Linked DNA regions of Homo sapiens: region 1 is linked to region 2. A link is a loop called in an ENCODE intact Hi-C map of the cell type or tissue named here. Cell type or tissue: gastrocnemius medialis. All regions are shown on one strand. Links, peaks and the distances in the headings refer to the core of each region. The heading gives the core; the rest is flanking DNA. Region 1 overlaps MITF (melanocyte inducing transcription factor). Region 2 overlaps MITF (melanocyte inducing transcription factor).

Evidence for each region. A loop is a pair of places that touch in the nucleus more often than their neighbours do. Peaks named below come from ENCODE experiments on the same cell type or tissue, not always from the same donor. Only the 100,000 strongest peaks of a DNase experiment are listed, where the experiment ranks them.
Region 1: a loop joins it to region 2, with 2.7 times the contacts of the local background. A loop is called at or near these places in 4 of 110 quality-filtered maps.

Annotation. Positions count from the first base shown.
Region 1 is chr3:69,868,023-69,876,402 of GRCh38, reverse strand. The region is part of intron 1 of MITF (melanocyte inducing transcription factor); the gene reads right to left. Among named protein-coding and RNA genes, the nearest start is that of SAMMSON, 130 kb to the left of the region's middle. In gastrocnemius medialis, for the core only: no CTCF peak of the experiment used is centred there; DNase peaks (open chromatin) are centred at 3,452 and 4,892; H3K4me3 peaks cover 1,163 bases; H3K27ac peaks cover 4,910 bases.
Region 2 is chr3:69,787,466-69,795,845 of GRCh38, reverse strand. All of the region lies in intron 1 of MITF (melanocyte inducing transcription factor), which reads right to left. Among named protein-coding and RNA genes, the nearest start is that of MITF, 52 kb to the right of the region's middle. In gastrocnemius medialis, for the core only: a CTCF peak has its summit at 3,527; a DNase peak (open chromatin) is centred at 4,575; H3K4me3 peaks cover 1,333 bases; H3K27ac peaks cover 3,078 bases.

The DNA.
Region 1 (8,380 bases), core at 294-8,293, 80 kb before region 2:
AGTTATTTTAAAATAAATAAATAAATAAGCGGCCTTACTATTCAAAGCCTGTCAGGTTAAAACATTCCCAGAGAGACTGATCCTTTTGATAAAAACAGAAGCAAACCTTTGTGCTGTAGCAAATGCAGCTGTGGAATAATCGCACTAATTAGCTGCTCAAGACGAGTCATTGGCTGTGATACTGGGGGAAGAAATCCTTTCAATTAACAGTAAAGCATTCTTAAGACATCTTAAATTAAAATTTCTAGTTATCAACTGCACTAAGTCTTCATACGTGAAAGTCGACAACAATATCATTCAAAGCATTTTCTGAAATATCCTGTCTGAAAAAAAAATACGTATGTATGAAGTAGACCAGTATAAGTGAAAAGAAACCCCACTAAAAAATAGAGCAAATATATTTTTATAGTTATATAAATATAGCACAGCTCAGTTAATTGACAGTGTTTTAATAAATCTTCCTGCAAAAAAACCCAAAAGTGCAAAGGAAGCATTAGAGTCGCCTCATGGCACACACTCCCTGCGGGATATTTCCACATTGTGAAAGATGACTCCCAGATTCTCAGCTTTGCTCTCAATCTTCTAAACATCCCTTTCTCTTAGAAGTAACTGAATCTGCAATTATCACCTTCTAGACAAAAACAAGGATATCTGCATGTCACAATGTTAGCAGGACAAATGAGCATAATGTCTTAAGCTCCAAATTGAGGTTTATGTGAGAACATTACAAGTGGCAACAATGCTTATTTTTTAAAACGAGGACGTGATGCTGAAGCTACTAATGATACACAAGGAGAGATGTCCAAATGTATTTAATTTTAAAAGCTAACTGAACTCATCCCAGGCCATGAAGCTGAATCTTCGCTAGATAATCCTAATTCCATGAGTCTGATTCCTTTTAATCAGATTATGTAAAGGTCATTTATTCAACAAATAGTTATTGCCAGGTGCTGGGAATACCTGGTTTCTAATCTCATAGAGTTTAAAGCCACAGTCACATAATTCTTCTGAGACGCCTTAAAATTAAGTCAGTTACCTAGACTACGGAACTCTGATCAAGTCCCACATGGGAAGGTGGGCATCTCACCATCAGAAAGCTCCCTTTGAAAGCCGATGGGCAGAGAGACAAATGCCTTTACTGGCATGTATCGGCATCACTGAAGCCAGGCACACAACTCCCCTGAGAACTGGGAATTTGTCAGCAATGGCTCGAGGAGGAGGGCCACCGATTGGACTCAAGGGCTAGCTCAGTCACTGCCGAGCTGCATGAGCTTTAATGAGCCACTTGACCTCTCTGGGCTTTTCCAAAACCCAGCATTTTAATGTGCTGCAGGGATTGGGTCAGTTAATGTTCACTAAATTAAAGTGTTCAGCACAGTGGCTGGAGGTATACAGACACCAGATGGCCACCAAATGTGACCTGAGTTCCTACCTCTATGGCAGAATTTACATTCTTAACCTTCAAAGCCTCCCTCTTCTCTGTGATGGTATAGGTATTTTGGACATGGGCTCTGAACTATCTGACGTTTTGCTAAATCCCAATACTTTATTCTATCTTTGTCAGCCACCTAACAATATCAGAAATTCCATTAAATTCAATGCTCCAGCATCCAAACATCTGTCTGCCCACCCCTCACCTTTGACATGATGCCAGTGTTCTTTTACTATCTCATAGGGACTGGTCTTTGGTCTCAATATCACAGTCCTCTAAGACAGTACTCTGGTCATCAGTAGAAACCTAGAGACGCTAAAGCAATGTTCTACTTTTCCTTGCGTTTCCTTTAGTCCACTCCTCAGGCAGAGTTCAGCTGGGCTGTGCGGTAACTTGTGACTGTGGCCCAGTTAGTCTATCTCTGTGCTTCGCAATACATCTGCCTCTCAGCACTGTGGTGAGGATTAAAATTTTTAATAGATAGAAAAACTTAGCACAATGACTGAAACATGGTCCAATAAACTGGAATACAGTTCAAAAATTAGTGGTAAAAATAATAATATTAAACCATGAGCATGCTTCTTCTTTTGGATACAAGGAATCTACTTTTTATATGCCTATGTGCAAGTTTGGACCACAGAAGATATGTCTTGTAAAGTTTAGCCAATGTCCATTTAAATGAGAGAACTCAAAAAACTTTTTCAGGGATGGAGAGAGAAGATAATTTATTCTGCAAATCTCTCATGAGCTATAAAGTAGGAATTGTAGCATTTTTATTCAGTAAAAAATAATCTTCATCATAGTCATTTGGTTGACAGAGCTCAAAGCCTAGTATTTGTTTGCACTGATGTACAATTTATTTATGTCCAGGAGGCACAGTGGTGGATATTCATATACACAGTGAAGACACAGGAAGGTTCAATAGTGTTAACCTCCTGGGCAAAGGAGAAACCTATGTCATGTATGGGTTAAGCTACAGGGGTTTCAAAATGCAAAAGGCTAGCTGAGAAAAACAAAATTCGCTGAGAACTTCATCTCAAATAAAAATGTCCAGCCTCATTCCTGGAAATTCTGATTTGTTTAGGTAAGGCCCAGGAATCAATATGTCCACAAAAATTCTGCAGCCAATTCTGACACTTGACTGATTCCGATGTTTGGAAACTAATAGTAAAATACCCAGGATCACTTGTCTGCATAGTAGGAGAGCTGGAACATGAACCCATACCTCTAATTCTTAGACCAGAATACTTTCTTCCATGTCTGAGAAAATTCGCATTCCATTTCTCACCTCCAATCAGCCTTCCCAGAGGTCTGAAGAGTCCTTCTGATACTGAATGCAACATGTTGGATGGGACACAAGGAGAAAGACTACTTTACTCCTGCCAAATAGGCTATGAGACCAAACAAAAACATCTATCCAGAAACTTCCAACGGCCCTTTATGGGTACAGCACAACTGCTTTATCATAAATGAAAGGAACTGATAGGTTGAATCTACAAGAACTGCCCCCAACCAGTCCGTTCCACCAGCAAAAAGAAATTCTTAACAATCTATTGGAAGTGCCACCAACTGCACAAATAAGAGTTGGTAAATGGCTATATTTTTTTTAAATGGTAGTCTGGGTGTCTAACATTTCAGAGTGAATGGCACTTCTGTTATCTCAAACTTTCCATTCCTTCCAAAGTGATTCAGGATGAGTTTTTCACCATGCATGGTGGAAAAAAATACTAATAAGAAACTATATCATCCCTCGTACTTAAAATAGCTGGGAGTGTAACCCATGTAAATGTGAAAGTACCAGATATCATAGTTCGGCTTCACACTGAGATCTTCTGGACTTCTGTCAACACCTAACTTGGGTTTTAGTCATCAAGAAAAAGAATGGAGATCTGCCAAGATTCCACCTTTTTGGGGGTAACATGAGCAGCTCAGATAATAAATACTCCAGGTCTCTGGCATAGCTAAAATACAAAGGCTTACAAAACATAGCCTCATGCCCCACGCAAATGCTTTCCAAAAGCTAGGTGCTGCTAGACATGCAGGATATCATGGTGTCGCAACTGGACAATGCTCCTATCTCCAGAGCTTTGTACATTTCACAGTACATAGGGAGAAAAGCATTCTAAAAATTAAGAACCACCAATCACACACAACTTAAAATCTGAAGTCTTTTCTTTCTAATGCTGAGACCTCAATTCGCTGCTAAAAATGGAAGATGTTTCATATCCATTCAGGATTCTCCACATTTTTTTTAAGCTGGACCTTCAACAGGTACCAGGAAAGACTAATCTCAATGACTGATTAGATAAAAATCAAGGAGAACCTTAATAAGTTTCCCAATATATCAGTATTCTCCAAAAATCCATACCAAAAATGACAACCTGGGTGCAGGAAGAAAAAATTAAAACATTTCTTCATATATATTTTATATTATCACTTTCATTTTTTATTTTTGTACATGTTATATAATAGTATAGTTGCACATGTACATAACTTATAAATCAAATGAAAATGTGTTGAGAAGGTTTTCTTGAAAGAAATTAACTAGGAAGAAGGATCAAAAATGTTTAGAGACCTCTGTAACATACGAACAATGCTCTTCCAGGCAATTTTCATCAGCAGATTTTTTTTAAGTTGGTTATTTTTTTTTTACCAAAGTGTGTCTCACTTATGTATACTCCAACTAAGAGGAATATCAAGTTCTTACTAAAAGATATTTTAAACTAAGGATATGAACTTTGCCATTTCCTCATTTTATGACCACGACTGATCTCCATTTTCCACAGATGCCATTATGGGTTGGCACAATCTTAACACTCAATTCCTTTCAAGGAAATCGCCTCTGAGAGCCAAACCATTGAAAGGTTATGAAGCAGATAAAGTTGAAGTGCCCCACACTCAAGTTTTCTGTTTTTCATATCAAGCTTCCTTTCACTAGACTGTACTCTAGAATTCTTGCTTACTCTGTCCAACTGTGGAATCCCATTCACATCTAACTGCCATGTTTTAAAGGGCTTTGAGAAATTCATCCCTTAAAGTAATTAATACGGCATGGCAAGATGCTCCACTGAGAGTATTTTAAAAGAAAAAGCAATTTTTAAAAATCTAACACAATGACAAACTAATGACAGAATTCAGACATGAGTGTGAAAGGAACTGGAATAAACTTTTTAAAGGTAGAAAGCCCTTCTGTTTGTACTCAAATAATTGTTCCAATCACAGGGCATGCTCTGGCTGTTTTTCTAGACATTATAACAGATCAGAGAAAATTCAAAAGCCTTAGACCACCATCACTTAACAATTACTGCATGTCTAGCACACGTCAACCAAGATGCAAAGTTTCCAACATTGTGTTGAAATAAAGACAAAAGTACAAACTGTAATCTAAGGAGCAGTGAATGGGTACACCTGTCATGGTTTAACAGGCAACCTTACACATAGCAGTAATGATTTATGGTGGCCACATGGCATTTATAGCTGCCCAGCATCCTGTCCCACTTGTTTGGTAAAGTACCTGATTTAACCTTGAATAACCAGCCTCCTTCACTTTCAGTTCATGAGGTTATGGTGTTGTCACTACCTCCAGACATGGAAGTACGACCCTGGCCAATCAGGAAATCCATCCTTCTGGTCACAAAGACTAACTCAGGAATGTGCTTGTGCCCCAAGACAATCAAGTAAGGGTTATCCCTATTCCTTCAACTGAAACTATTAGGTTAAAATGAGTCTCTTTAAACTAAGGTTTGAAAAGCTGGTAGGATGTAAATCTGGAACTTCCTGGATCTATCCGAGAAGAAAGCCAAACTGGAGGAAACAGTAAAGAAAGAACAGAGGACTAATGAGAAGGAATAACAAAGAAAGAGGGAGCCAGTGTTTATATGACATTGAGCACCTGTATCAAATCATTCCTGAAGTCATGATAGCCCTGGACTAACCCTGGACAAGGACTTCACGAGGGCCAATCAAACTCCATTTTTTCTTAAGCCAGTTTGATGTACCCTGGGATACTACAGCTGGTTTTGTAACATTTAAAAAATATCAGTAATACTGGGGAAAAAGTCAAAGTTTCAGCCTAAGACCTACAATTCATAAAACCTAGCACCCATCTATTTTCCTATTTTCTCTTTGTTTTGGCTAGGCACACTCCCACCCACAACATCTCCCAGGTCTCCAGAGCTGGACTGGCTACATGCTAAGTTTCGCCAATTAGATTTAAGTAGATAACAGAAGTGCCAATCACTCTGAAATGTTAGACACCCAGACTGCCATTTAAAAATATATATATCCAGGTGGGTGGATCACGAGATCAAGAGATGGAGACCATCCTGGCCAACATGGTGAAACCCCGTCTCTACTAACAATACAAAATTTAGCTAGGCATGGTGGTACACGCCTGTAGTCCCAGCTACTTAAGAGGCTGAGGCAGGAGAATCACTTGAACCCAGGAGGTGAAGGTTGCAGTGAGCGGATATCCCGCCACTGCACTCCAGCCTGGTGACAGAGCGAGATTCCGTCTCAAAAAAAAAAAAATATATATATATATATACACACACATATATATATACACATATATTTATACACATATATATACACACACACGTATATATACACACACATACATATATACACACATGTATGTGTGTATATATACATGTATATATGTATGTGTATATATATAAACACACACACGTGTGTGTGTGTGTGTGTGTGTATCCATTTACCAACTCTGATTTGTGCAGTTGGTGGCACTTTCAAAACATTCTTAAGAATTCCTTTTTGTGATGAAACAGACTGGCTTTTTTTTTTTTGCCTGTTTTTTTTATTAATTCAAATACAACTGACTACGGCAACTGTACTATAGCATAATATAAATTAAAGATCAAATATATACATCTCCATGGTGGTTCTAGGTGAAGAAAAATAGGAAAGAACAAAGATCCTCAAGAGTCTTCTAAGACAACCCCAAGAACACCACCGAAACTGTTTTCTGGAGTTCTACGTAAGACTCCATTTCAACATAACTTAAAGTTTACATCTTAGGAGATTGTGGGATCCTCAGCTGGAGAAGGACATGGGGTGAGAGGTATTGTGAAGTGAGTCATACGAGCAGGAGGAGCTTCATACGACCCATCTCATAGTACCTCCTGAGGGGGAGGCAGTTCCTATAGATTCAGCCTATCGGTTCCTTTTGTTTATGACAAAGCAGTTGTGCTGTACCCACAAAAAGCCATGGGCAGTTTATGGATAGATGTTTTGGGGTGGTTTCATAGCCCATTTGGCAGGAGTGAGTAGTCCTTCTCATTTGATTCCATCCAAAACACTGAATTCAGTATCAGAAGGGCTTTTCAGACCTCTGGCCAGGCTGACTAGAGGTGGGGAAGAGAATGTGAATTTTGTCAGACATGGAGGAAAGTGTCCTGGCTTAAGAATGAGAGATGTATGTGGGCTCATGTCCCAGCTCGCCTACTAAACAAACAGGTGATCTTGAATGTTTTAGTATTCATTTCCAAACATGGCTGAGTATCAGAATCAGCTACAGAAAATCTCCTTCAAATGATCCCCTTCTCTAAACCTTCTGCCACCATGTCTCCTGTAATCTGGCTGCACTGGCTGGAGCTTCAGAAGCCATCCTGAACCATGAGAATGAGGGCCAGACTCAGGGATGAAACTGGTATGTGCTTGGTCCTTCATGACCTGGTCCAATCTGCTCCAGGAGGGCAGAGATGTTTACATGTTTTATTCACATATTGTCTCTCCAGCACATAGTAGAACAAAATAAATATTTGTTCAGTGAGTAAAGTTGGTGTCTGTCTCCCAACAAATATTCTACCTCATAGAATCTAATAATACTAGAACCTTAGAGTTGGTGCACCCTTATTCAAACCATTTGCTTGAATCATCCAGAGACGGAGAACTCTGGGCTCTAGGGATCTACGACAGTTCCTTAATTCTAAGAGGAACTTTCCCTCCACATGTTAAGATTTCCCAAGTCAGAAGAGATCATATAATCAATGAATATATTTTAGTAAGTTTCTTTCTCCACCAAATAGCTGTCTTTTTTTTTTTTTTTTGAGATGGAGTCTTGCCTCTGTCTCCCAGGCTGGAGTGCAGTGGTGCGATCTTGGCTTACTGCAACCTCCACCTCCCAGGTTCAAGCAATTCTCCTTTCTCAGCCTCCATAGTAGCTGGGTTTATAGGCCCGGGACACCATGCCTGGCTAATTTTTGTATTTTTAGTAGAGACGGGATTTCATCATGTTGGCCAGGCTGGTCTTGAACTCCTGACCTCATGATCCACCTGCCTTGTCCTCCCAAAGTGCTGGGATTACAGGCGTGAGCCACCGCGCCCAGCCAATAGCTGTCTTATAATCAATGGTGAACTGGACTCAGGGAAATACACCTGGTAGACGAAAACCGTGGCATCAGGACCAAACACGGCCCCTCAAGAGCTCAAATGAGTTACAGTTTGGTAATTCAGAAATCTAGGGATAGGAGAAACCCACTAGATAAAAAAGCAGAGGAAGAAATATTGATTCATTTAGTATCTTAAGTGAAAATCCACAGACCACAACAGATAATAGCATTAAGCCCTGGAGCCAGGATCCCTGGGTCAAATTCCTAGCCCTGTCATTTCTTAGCTGTATCACTTGGGCATGGTTTTTCACCTATCCAAGCCTCAGTTTTCTCAGCTGCAAAATGGGGGTGGAAAGACATATCTTCTTCATAGAGCAGTTGTGAAAATTAAATGTGTTAATACAAGCACAATACTTAGCATAGTTCCCACAAACCATGTGGACATGAGTAAAAGTTAGGCAATGAATTCTTCTAGTCTGTGTTTTAATTCCTGAAATGGTATCTGCTGAACATCTTAATATCTAAAAACGAGTCAAAGCTGACAAGTTACTTTCTAGGGAGCCAAAATTCTAGAATGCTGCCTTCTGCTATCATG
Region 2 (8,380 bases), core at 105-8,104:
TATATTTTTTAAATACGTGCCTTTGAAATTAGATTGATTTAATATATTAGCTTTGTATGAGAAATATTTTGAAAATATTTGCATGTTGTAATTAGATTTATTTTTTACCTTTTATTTTCTGAAACACGGTTTCACTCTGTCACCCAGGCAGGAGTGCAATGGTGCAAAGAGGGCTCACTGCAGCCTCAACCTCCCAGGCTCAAGCAATCCTCCCACCTCAGCCTCCCAAGTAGCTGGGACCACAGGTACACACCACCATGCTCAGCCAATTTTTAAAATTTTTGTAGAGATGAGGTCTTGTCATGTTGTCCAGGCTGGTCTCAAACTCCTGGGCTCAGGAGATCCTCCCACCTCGGCCTCCCAAAGTGCTAAGATTATAGGAATAAGCCGCTATGCCCAGCCTAGATTTATTTTTAAATAATGTAAGACAGTTCATTGTTTTTTAAAAACCAAATGCAATATTTATATCAAGAGTTATCACGTAATTTTCTATATGTTTTTTAAAAATTAGAAGTGTCGTATATCAGGCTCTCTTAAAAAGAGGCAAATATTAATTTTAATGCATGTTTCATGGCATCTATTAAAATATACTAGTTTGCAAATGAAAACATAATACATCGCTTGGGAGAAAATTAAGATTTTAAAAGAAAATCTATTTACAACAGCATCAAAACATTTAAATAACTAAGAATAAATCTATCAAAAGATGAGCTAACCATTCCACTCCCAGGTATTTACCCAAAAGAAAATACATCATCCACTGAAGACATGTACAGGGATATTCAGGGCAGCTTTGTTCCTCATATCCTCACCTAGGAAAGAACCCAAATGCCCACCATAATGAGTAGAAAGATTGAATAAATTATTCATACAGAGCCTACTACTCACACAGCATCAAAAAGTACAAACTACTGTTACATGTCCCAGTACGAATGTACTTCAGCTATACTGTTAGACTAAAAAAGCTAGTCACCAAAGAACAAATACTATTTGATTCCATTTCCGTGGAGTTCAAGAATAGACAAAACTAAGTCAGAGTGATTGAGGTCAGACTAATGGATTCTTTCGGGAAGTGCTTACTGGCTAAGATGGGGAAAAGGGAATCTTCTACTGTGCTGGAAATGTCCTAATTCTTGACCTGGGCAGTAGCTACATGGATGTGTATCTATGTATAAATAAATAAACAAATAACAAATGCAAAGCAGCCTGGATGACACTGCTATTTTTTTAATGCATGTGAATTTTAACGTGTTGCCATTACCCTGATGACCAAGCTACCACGATTAAAATGCCAACCAAGGACATGAGAATTGGTTCTCCAGCATCTTACCTTGCCATTAAGGCACAAGAAGGGAGATGCACAAAGTTTATAGCCCAGTCCATAGGATCATCAGGTCATCTTTACAGTCATCTATTTGGAAAAGGAACCACGTCAAACAACACAAAGCCATCTGACTTTCTGTAAAAACAAAAAACAATGCTTTAATAAGGGGTCACATTTCTGATGAAGGGCCTGATGCCCAGCTTTGTTCACATACATAACACCACACCCTATTTCGTTAAGCAGACCAACCACAATAGCCACCTGCAAATGTGAAGAAACTTAAATAATTATATATATAGCTCACCTTTTCACAGAAAAAGATTATAGAATATGTGGAAACAGCAGTTTCCCTCAGTGATCTTCCCAATGGGGCTATTTTGCTCAAGGCCAGAAGTTGGGGGAGACTCTGTAGAAAAGATACTAGGAGAGGAAAGAGGTCGTTGGCTACCTGGATGCCACTGCCTCCTATACACTTCATATAGCTGGGGTGACATGGGTGGGACAATGGGTGCCTCGTGAACTGCTCAAATCCCAGTCGAAGAAAATGATGTCAGACGCAAATGGCATTCCTGCCTCATTTGAGTAGGTGTTGCCCCACCACAGCCAGAAAATATTCAAACTGTCTGATTGAGATAGCACAACTTATAAATGAGGACACTGTTGTCTATGTGCCATTATGGATACCAAAATGGCATAAACTGAAGATCATTCCAGTGCTGGCTTGTACACAGGAACTAAGTGAAGCTCACTATCTGGGGCCCAATACTGAGATTCACTTCTAATGCATGTGACATTACATTCATGTTGCCAAGTGTTGGTGAATACATAAAGAAAAGTAGTGTTCTTCCACATAACTGGGTTTTTAAATATATACCTTATATACATTATAGGAGTGGTTCTCAACAGGAGCAATTTTTCCACCCAAGGAACATCTGGCAGTGACTAGAGACATTTTTGGTCATCATAACTTGAGCATTGGGAGAGGGTGCATGCTATGAGCATTGGGAGAGGGTGCATGCTATGAGCATCTAATGGGTAGAAGCCAGGGACGCTACGTGTTCCACAACACACAGCACAGCTACTCACACCAAAGAGCTATATGACCTAAAATGACTAAAATGCCGAGCTTGAGAAATCCTTCACTATACAGCATAGATAGCTATAATGCAAAAATTCAAAGAGGTAAATCAGCAAATTAGAAAATCTGGCTGGGTGCAGTGGCTTACGCCTGTAATCCCAACACTTTGGGAGGCCGAAGCAGGCAGACTGCTTGAGCCTAGTAGTTCAAGACCAGCCTGGGCAACATGGCGAAACCCCATCTCTACAAAAAATACAAAAAAATTAGCCAGGTGTGGTGGCAAGCGCCTATAGTTCCAGCTACTCAGGAGGCTGAAGTGGGAAGATCACTTCGGCCCAGGAAATCGAGGTTGCCCAGGAACGGTGATTGCACCACTGTACTTCAGCATGGGTGGCAGAGGGAGACCCTGTTTAAAAAAAAAAAAAAAAAAAAAAAAAAAAAAAAAGCTAAAGACTTTAGCCCATAAAACAAGAAAAAATTTAAAGTAATAAAGCAAATGAAACATTTAGAAACCCTTTAATTTTCCTCTTCAAATATTATACAGGGTAAAGCTTTAAAAATATGTATGTGTAATTAAAATATGCAATGCTATCTTTTTAGTGGAGGAGAGGAAATTTTTAGTGGGGCAGAGGAATCAATCAATAAGGAATTTTATGAATAAATTGTGATAAAACTATACTATTAAAAAAATTAGCCATTAAAAGTAGCGATTTTGAGCTAAATGTACTGATTTGGAGAGATGCCAATAAAATAATGCCAGGGAAGTCAAGTTACAAGATTCTGTACCCAGAACGAGTCCACTTTTGTAAAAATTAGAAAAACAAATTTCTCTAGATACATATCTTATTTGCATGGGTTGGGGAAGGATTGTTGATATAAACCAAACTCTTAATATTGATTTCTTTAGAAGAGTAGGATTAGGGATGGTGAGTAGGGAAATTAACCACATTTTATCTATACACTATCGTTATTCTTTTGGAATTTAAAAAAAAAATCATATAATGAAAGCTTGAGCTTAAGAAGGGAGGGAAGGAAAAAGCAAGGAGATGAGAGAGGAAAGAAAAAAAGGGCATCACTGTAACAGCACATAGGAAAACTTGAATCTGTTGTTCCTATTTTTACCAGTGAGTGCTGCTGTTGACCAATTTAATGGATAAAAGCAGTGAAATAAAATTGAAGAAAGCAACTCCAAACATCTGGCCCTTTGCTCACTATCAGACCCTTTCAGCTAGCAACACAGTTTAGTTCAGTTGGCTTTGTTTTGTTTCGTTTCTCTGATCCACTACTCATCTTTGAAAATTCTGCATCAGATAGTGATGGAATCAACTAGTCATATCTCTTTTCAAAAACAGAGGCAGCAACTGTGCTAGATGACAGCTTCACTTCTGGCAAGTACAGATGAGGATTCAGCACATCCGTCTCTACTTCAAGGAGCAACTCTCAGGGCACAGCAACTTAATTATCCAAGTCTCATTCCCAGAAAGTTCCCCGAATACCTCTGCTCCACCAGTCTTGGAAACTAAGGCCTCCTCTACTGTTGTTCACTATTATTCAAAGCATGAAACTGCATTTTCCAAGTTCTACTGCACCAATGAAATAGACCCAGCATGAAACATATAGGCAGTTCTAATAATGCCTCTTGCATACACACTTAAATGCACACACAGGGATGTCATGCAGTGCATAGCTTTGAAAAACGCACAACTGCTGCATTCCAGTATTTTGCCTCTACTTGCCATTAGATGCCACCAGCCCTATCTTGAAAAACAACAGAATAATAAGATTTAAAAGAGAAAAAACTGTGCCAGTTTGAACTTTCAAATACCCAAGGTTTTTATATTTTGCATAAGTAGCCATTCTTCTTAACTTGCCATGAAGAGGTCTTGAGCCTCTTGGGTCTCTAGATTCCTTTCTATTGACAGGCATTTTCTTACAACTTGCACATAAAGAATTGCAAAACATGGTTGTTTTTGCTTGCAAAATAATGATTTGTTACCATACTATTAATCCAGTACTAGTAAAATGAACTCAGGAACATGTATTTGTCTTTTCTCTGTTATGACACTCAAACCACCACCACCACCACCACGCTGTTAAGAAGAAAACAACTTGGAGAGCTCTTCAGCGATCATGGAGTTTTCTTTCATCCCAGACTTGAATCACAGTTGCGGAGGCCGGATTTCACAATCCCCCTCAGGGACTGCAAGTGCTGGCGCCAATCACAGCATTTCCCTGATTAGCAAACTGGCTTTAGACCCTTCAAAAACTTTCACATTTGAAATTTAACACATCTATATTTAGAACATGACTTGCAGGACATTTGCTGTACGCAAAATGGCAAAAGAAAAAAGGGCATTGGGACTATATTTGTTCATATAGAAATACAGAGATGATAACTCTAGGACCTCAAACAGAAGCAGAAACCTAGAAATTAGTGTCTCTAAAAAGAAGTTAGTGTGGGAGCTCGCAGAGCATCCACCATCTACGGTCTATTATTATTGGATGCATTTGGAATTAAGAAGTTTAATATCTTAAACCTACAAATACTGTGGCCAGGAAGTTAGTATATCTGCACGAGGACTTGGGTCTTGTATAAGAAATTCGAGAGTGAGAGAAATGAATCTGAATTTCATGCCTAGGACTGAAAGTGGGGTGCTGCTCCTCAGCTACAGCCATTTGTTGATTGGACAGACTAGGGACTTGGAATTTCCAGATTCTCCAGTTTTCCAAGAGAAGCGAGATATAGGGGTTTTGATGTGAAAGTTCCTAATTTTTAAAAAATATTGACCACTATTTCACATTTGTCAAAAACTGATTGTCCATGGGCCACATTCAGCCTGTGGCCTTGGGGTTTGCAACTTCAAGTAAGATGTTGAAATACTCAATGAAGTAGTAAAATTAGTGCCAGGTGATAAATGTGAAATTTTTAAAATTGTGGTAAAAAACAAATAAACAAACATGTTACATAAAATTTACCATTTTAACCATTTCTAAATATACAGTTCATTGATGTTAATTACATTCACATTGTTGTGCAAGAGATCTCCAGAACTTTTTCATCTCGCAAAACTGAAGCTCTATACCCATTAAATACCAACTCCCCTTTTCCCACTACCCCCTCCCCCTAGCAACCACCATTGTACTTTCTGTCTCTATGAGTTTGACTCCTCTACATACCTCATGTAAGTGGATTCATACAGTATTTACCTTCTTGTCACTGGCTTACTTAACTTACTATAAGTGGATTCATACAGTATTTACCTTCTTGTCACTGGCTTACTTAACTTACTATAATGTCCTAAAGATTCATCTATGTTGTAGCATGGCATATGACAGGATTTCCTCCCTTTTTAAGGCTGAATAATACTCCATTGTATGTATGCAGCACATTCTGTTTATCCATTCACCTGCTGATGGACATTTGGGTTGCTTCCACTCTTGGCTATTGTGACTAGCACTGCTATGAACATGGATGTGCAATTATCTATAGGACCCTGCTTTCAATTCTTTTGGATATATATATATATATACATGCACACAAAACTGGGATTACTGGATCACATGAGAGGTTTGTTTGTTTGTTTTTCTGAGACACAGTCTCACTCTGTTGCCCAGGCTGCAGTGCAGTGGTGCGATCTCCATTCATTGCAGCCTCTGCCTCCTGGGTTCAAGCAATTCGCACGCCTCAGCCTCCCAAGTATGTGGGACTACAGGTGTGTGCCACCACGCCCAGCTAAATTTTTTATTTTTAGTAGAGATAGGGTTTTGCCATGCTGCCCAGGGTTGTCTCGAACTCCTGGCCTCAAGTGATCCACCTGAGTTGGCCTCCCAAAGTGCTGGGATTACTATTTTTAATTTTTTATGAACCTCTATGCTCCTTTCCGTAGCAGCTGTATCATTTTACAATCCCACCAACAGTGCACAAGAGTTCCACTTTCTTTACATTCTCAACAAGAGTCATTATTTTTCTTTAATAGTAGCCATCCTAATGAGTATGAGGTGATACTTCTCTGTGGTTCCGATTTGCATTTCTTAGATGATGAGTGACATTGAGCACTTTTTCACGTGCTTGTTGGTCATCTGTATACCACTTCTGGAGAAATGTCTCTTAAAGTCCTTTGCCAATTATTTAATCAGGTTATTTTATTTTTTGTGATTGAGTTGTGGGAGTTCTTTATGCATTCTGGATATTAACCAATTATTAGATATATGATTTGCAAATACTTTTTACCATTCTGCAGTTTGTCTCTGCAGTCTGATGATTGTGTCATTTGATGCACAAAAGATTTTAAGTTTAATGGAGTAGCATTCATCTGTTTTCTTTTTTTTTCTAGCACCTAGAAGACTGTCCTATGTCAATTTTTTATTTTGTTGCCTGTGCTTTTGGTGTTACATACAATAAATCATTGCTAAGTTCAATATCACTATGTTTTTTCCATACATCTTCTTCTAGGAGTTTTATAGTTTTGGGTCTTACATTTAGGTCTTGAATCCATCTTGAGTTAATATTTGTACTTTGTGTAAGATAAGGGTCCAACTTCATTCCATTGCATCTATCTAGTTTTCCCAACCCCATTTGATGAAGAGACTGTCCTTACTTCATTGAATCATCTTGGCACCCTTGTCAAAGATCATTTGACCGTATATGCAAGGGTTCACTTCTGAGCTCTCTATTCTATTACATTGGTCTATTTGTGTGTCTTTATGTCAATACCACACTGTTGTGATTATTGTAGTTTTGTAATGTGTTTTGAAACCAGAAAGTGTGAGTCCTTCAAATTTGTTCTTCTTTCTCAAAATTGCTTTGGCTCTTCAGGTAAATGCAAATTTTTGGTGAAAGACTTCTGGGTCAAGTTTTTCCAAGGTCCAAGATGTTAAGGGTTCTCTTTCAATCTTCTACCACTAGTAGTATACAGAAGCACTAACTGCAGAAGAATTTACAGACATAATGCAACTTTCCAGAAATTTTAAACTTAGCATTAGGTATATAGCATACTCAAAGTATCGTGGCTTCTCTGAGAGAGAAAATAGTGGTTATCACAAGGACAAAAAACCAAACACCGCATGTTCTCACTCATAGGTGGGAATTGAACAATGAGAACACATGGACACAGGAAGGGGAACATCACACACCAGGGACTGTTGTGGGGTCGGGGGAGGGGGGAGGGATAGCATCAGGAGATATACCTAATGCTAAATGACAAGTTAATGGGTGCAGCACACCAACATGGCACATGTATACATATGTAACAAACCTGCATATTGTGCACATGTACCCTAAAACTTAAAGTATAATAATTAAAAAAAAAAAGAAAAAGAAAATAGTGGTTAAGAAGACAGGTCCCAGAATGAAAGAGATCTGGGCTCAAGTTTTGGCTCCACCACTGCCTGTCTATGCAGCCTTGTGAACCTTATTTAACCTCAGTTTTCTCATCTTCAAAACAGAGATAATGACAGCATCTCCTTCACAGGGTTGCTGTGATGAATAAACAGAACAATGCAAATAAAGCACTTAGCACAGCGCTTACCCAGCACACAGTCAGCACTCAGTAACTTCTGGCTACCACCACCATTCTTGTTATTTATGCCTTTCAATAATAACTATTTTATTTTTATCAGTGGTGTAATTTTTGTAGGATAAAATGTAATGTTGGACACGTAGGAGATCCATGTGAAAACAGGAATCTTTTATGTATTAAAACATGAGGCTCAATGTCAGAAATAAGGAGCAGTCATACTGAGATCAAGAAGAGAAAAAAAGAAAAAAAGTGAGGGTAATTTATACTGCCCTAATGAAACCTCACACTGACTCATCCAAAAGGCATTTGGAATAGAAAACCACGGCCAGATACAGATTCAACTTAATGCTTTACAAATTCAAAAACCAAACACCAAGACTTTTCAAAAAGTGGAAAGAAAGAGAATCCTTCAATTTGGTCTAGTCTAGCCTGTACTACTAAGAAACAGAGAGGAACTTG